Linked DNA regions of Homo sapiens: region 1 is linked to region 2. Evidence: chromatin loops called from intact Hi-C (ENCODE). Cell type or tissue: ovary. All regions are shown on one strand.

Region 1 (2,500 bases), 900 kb after region 2:
CCTTGTTTTGCGAATCAAGATGTGTGACCCTGTTTGGGGTTAGGCACAGTGGCTCAAGCCTCTAATCCCAGCACTTTGGGATGCCGAGGAGGGTGGATCACCTGAGCTCAGGAGTTTGAAACCAGCCTGGCCAACATGGTAAAACCCCATCTGTACTAAAAATACAAACATTGGCTGAGAGTGGTTGTGCACACCTGTAAATCTGAGCACTTTGAGAGGCTGAGATAGGAAGATCACATGAGGTTAGGAGTACGAGACCAGCCTAGCCAACATGGTGAAACTGCGTCTCTACTAAAAATATAAAAATTAGCCGGGCGTGGTGGTGCACCTGTAATCTCAACTACTCAGGAGGCTGAGGCAGGAGAATCGCTTGGACCCGGGAGGCAGAGGTTGCAGTGAGCTGAGATTGTGCCACTGAACTCCAGCCTGAGTGACGGAGTGAGACTATGTTTCAAAAAAAAAGATGTTATGACATTGTTTGGGTCATAATCAGTCACAGAGAAACATAGTGGCAAAATCCCAGTCTCTGAGTTCCAAGGCAGAGAATATGTGAGTTTACTCAGAGATGACAATTTAAGATTGCCTCTTCCTTAGCTCTGGGACCTCAGGCAAGTTTATGTATCTGTGCCTCAGTGTCCTCATCTGTCCAGATGACTGAATCATTGTGAGCAGGAGATGAGTTAAGTCTTGCAGTGTTTGCAGGCACCAGGGAAGTGGCACAGGTTATAATTAACAGTTCAGACATCAGGGAAGGGTTCCAAGAACATGAGTTAAACACTGACTAAGGAGGGGCCCTTTCAGAAGAGGAAGAGGTGGAGAGGAAGGTACAAGAGACAGTATGAGGTGGGAGAGTGGACCTCTGTAGATGAGGGTCAGGAAGGAGGTTGACAGGATGTACATAAGGCACTGGCAGGAGTGAAAACTCGGGGTGAAGGTGCATAGGCCCCAAACACCCCATGAAGGAGTCTGGGCTTTGCCCTGGAGGACCAGAGCTGGAGGGGACACACCAGGGGGGCCAGTGGGTGTGCTTTTTGGAGAAAATTTTAGAAGAAGAGGGAGGAGGCCAGAAGTCAACGATGCCTGGTCTAGAAGTCATAGCTTCTGTGAACGAGGAAGTCTCATAGGCAAAAGAACAGGCCTGGTCTTATGGGGTTCTGGGTCCAAAGGCCAGACCTGTTGCAAAGTGTCAGCAAGAGAAAAATTCCTGGCCCTCTCCTGCCAGCTCTAGCTCCCCCTGTCAATGAGAGAAAGGACAGGCCTATTCCAGAACACTCAGCCATCAGGCACAATCTCCAAGACTTGACTGTCCACTGCCCTCCTTCCCTCCCTCCACACTCCCCTCACCACACTTGTGGAGGGCCTGGGGATTAATGCCCAGTTTGCAGGGCATTTAATAGTGGCTTCTCAGCGGGCGGAGCTGCAAACGCGTCCAACAGCCCCTTCAGCCCATGCTGCTGCTGCCACCGCGTGGTGCAGGCGGGGAATGACTGCGCACCGTCCCTGTTCAGCGGGAGCACCGGAGCCCATCTCCACCTCCGTTCTCTGCGCTGAAGAGGAAAGAACCACGCGGATTCAGCACGGGGAATGTTTCTTGTTTAGGAACTGTAATATAGGGATTGGACACTAGCTAAAAAAGAGCATCTTTGGAGATGGGGGTATTAAACAGTTCAAATATGCTTGGGATTCATCAATATGAGACTTGGAGAAACATCTCTGTGGCCACTGCTGTGGCTTTCTTGGATCTGAACCAGACACTGCCTTTGTTTTTTACTACATATAAGCCAGAGGGAGTCCTGGGCTGCCTGAGCTGGGGAGGCGGGTGCGGTGACAGCAGCGCCCCTGCAGACTGAGCCTGCGAGTCCCACGCGTGAAGCCCACGCGTGAAGCCCGCAGGGTGCGCCGGGTTGTGCGGGGCATGGCAGCTCCCAGCCCCTCCACACATCGGGTCGGCCACTTCCCTGCGGGGACAGAATCTAGCATTTTTTCAACTGTCCTAGTCTATGTATAATTCCGTTTGTCTTTTGAAAGCAGTTGTTTATTTTGAAAGGCACAAGCGGAATGCCTTACATCAGCGCCCCTTGACCCGGAGGTAGGAGGAGCGTGAGAGGAGCCACAGGGTGGACTTTAAACCACACCGATGTGCTTGAGTCACGGGTCCTCGGGTAGCAAGTGGCTCTGCACAAGTTGTTGAACTTTTGAATTTTTTTTTTTTGACAGAGTCTCACTTATGTCCCCCAGGCTGGTGTGCAATGGCACGATCTCCGCTCGCTGCAACCTCCGTCTCCCCGGCTCAAGCAATTCTCCTGCCTCAGCCTCCAGAGTAGCTGGGATTACAGGCGCCCCCCACCAAGCCCAGCTACTTTTTTGTAGTTTTAGTAGAGATGGGGTTTCACCATGTTGGCCAGGCTGGTCTCAAACTTCTGACCTCAAGTGATTCGCCTGCTTCAGGCTCCCAAAGTGCTAGGATTACCGGCGTGAGCCACCACGCCCGGCCAGTTGT
Region 2 (2,500 bases):
GGAGAGACAGGATAAATGTTTGAGACTTTCCCTGTATTTACTAGTTTTCTCAACAATATGCTGATTACCTAGCGATATGGTTTGGTTGTGTCCCTACTCAAATCTCATTTTGAATTGTAGCTCCCATAATTCCCATGTGTTGTGAGAGGGACTGGGTGGGAGATAATTGAATCATGGGGGTGGTTTCCCCCATACCGTTCTTGTAGTAGTGAATAAGTCTCACGAGCTCTGATGGTTTTATAAGGGGAAATCCCTTTTGCTTGGTTCTCATTCTTCTCCTGCCTGCTGCCATGTAAGATGTGACTTGCTCCTCCTTGCCTTTTGCTATGATTGTGAGGCCTCCCCAGCCATGTGGAACTGTGAGTTAATTAAACTTCTTTTTCTTTATAAATTACCCAGTCTCAGGTATGTCTTTATCAGCAGCGTGAGAACAGACTAATATACCTAGCATCTGCCAAAGGTGACCAATAATGTTTTTGTTGTGGTATCATTATGAATTCATGGATTTAAGCATATTTGTGTTTCAACCCTTTGCAGTTACTGTGCTATCTTTGCCCAATGGGGGTTTACTCAGATCGACTTTTGGGTACTTTGGTCATGATCCCGGTACTCACCAAGAGCTTTGTTGCAGTTTGGTATGGCAAGATATGTCAGGCTCATCTTGGACTTTTTTTTGGCCCAGCCCTGGAATCAGTCATTTCTTCTGGTTCCCTTGGAGAGAAATGATATTGCAAGGCCATAAACTGGGTATATCCCAGACATTTTATAAAGAGAGGCTACTTTCCAGCTCCTGAGGATGAGGAGGAGAAAGGTACCAGGCACTATCAACCAGCTTATAGATCTGCTGGGAAGATCAAGCAGCAGTGTGCCCTGTGCACTGAAATTGTTCTACACTTTGTTTCTTTGTTCAGCCCAGCTGGTGCTGCTGAGACGGTACCTTCACAAGGGCTTAAGGACTGCCACCCATCAGCTCTCCCAGAATGCTGGTTGCTTGACGTGGTGGAAAGATCAGGGGCATTGGGCCCACTCACACCTAAGTCTACTTTGTAGCTGGCCACTTACTAGCCCTGTGCCATGGCCAAGTTATTCAAGTTTCCCAAGCCTCCATCTTTTAATCTGTAAAATGGAATTAATAACAGCTACCTCAGACATTTTTTAGGCAATTAACATAGATGATCTTTTCTAGCTTAATGAATTTAACCTGTAAAAAACCCAGCACAGTACTTGCACACAGTACGTATATTAGGCAGTTAATACAAATGATCACCGTATACTCCAAGATAGCAAATTGGGGATGATCATTTAACCCTAATTAGTAATTAGCTAATCTATTCCCAGTTGAATCAAACATCATGCCAGCATGAAAATGAACAATGAGGAAGATGTGTGGAAAAGGAAGCCAGTGAGCTCTTTGCTGGCCTGATGTTATCTATTAGATTAAGGTCTAAAACTTTTTCTGTCTTTAGATAAATTTTCTAGGGTAAGTCCCTTTCCACTTCCCATTTCCCAACAAATTAATGGCATACATAATAATCCTTCAACTTATAAATTCAGATCAGGGGTCTACTTTATAAGCATTAAATTAAAAAGGCCATGCCCAGATAGAAGGGCACCAGAAATCACCAGGTCTCCTAGAGTCTCTGATGTGATGCTGCCTTTGTTTCTGTTTGGTTATCTGGGAAGTACCTTGTTCAACCCTCTGGCTTTACCTCTCGAGCATGGCCCAGTGACAGTGACTCCTTGCTTTCCAAAGTCCTGTCCTTTGACCCTGTTCCTTGTATGCGTAAAAGTCTCCACAAGTAAGACTAAACTTGTTGCCCATGTTACTCTCTCTATATAGAGTCAAGTCTGCCTTCAGCACTTTTACGCCTTTTTGGGTGGGGTGAGGGGACAAATACTACAAAGAAAGAAATGAATCCAAGTAGATGTATTCCTGTGTGTCATATCATTAATATACAGATAATACATTCTGAGGCTCACTCTGATAGAATGAGTTCCTTCAGCTGCTGGGTCCCTGTAGTGCTGTGTACACACATTTAGGCACACTTACCCTGTTTCACTGTGTTCTTTAGTTGACTAAATGATGAGAGCTACTTTCTTCTCTTTTTTAAAATATCAAGTGCCTAGGGTGGTGGATGTTACATAAAAGTTTAAAGATACATCTTTAATGGTGGGTCACTGAAGTCTGTTAAGATCTTTCAAAAATAGTTTTTTCATTATAAGTAACGTTCAAATTATACAAAATTTAGAAAATAGTGACAAGAAAAAAGATGAATGATAATCTCATCATCCATACAACTCCTCTGAATGTTTTGCTCTTTTTAAAATACATAATGAAATTTTAAAAGCATAGTTTACACACTTTCTATATTGTATTTTTTAACCTAACATGATGTCATAAGTATTTATTATGTCATTACAAAGTTATTATATTCATATTTGAATAATTGCACTATTTTCACTATTTTGGATATTTAGATTGTTTTTTGTTTTTCTCATG

The links. Hi-C counts contacts between places; a loop is a spot of excess contacts. Peaks named below come from ENCODE experiments on the same cell type or tissue, not always from the same donor. Only the 100,000 strongest peaks of a DNase experiment are listed, where the experiment ranks them.
Region 1: a loop joins it to region 2, with 7 times the contacts of the local background. A loop is called at or near these places in 82 of 110 quality-filtered maps.

Annotation. Positions count from the first base shown.
Region 1 is chr7:41,942,188-41,944,687 of GRCh38, reverse strand. No RefSeq gene overlaps it. Among named protein-coding and RNA genes, the nearest start is that of INHBA, 240 kb to the right of the region's middle. In ovary, a CTCF peak has its summit at 1,482; DNase peaks (open chromatin) are centred at 1,477 and 1,825; H3K4me3 peaks cover 678 bases; H3K27ac peaks cover 907 bases.
Region 2 is chr7:42,839,555-42,842,054 of GRCh38, reverse strand. No RefSeq gene overlaps it. Among named protein-coding and RNA genes, the nearest start is that of C7orf25, 71 kb to the left of the region's middle. In ovary, no CTCF peak of the experiment used is centred here; no DNase peak of the experiment used is centred here.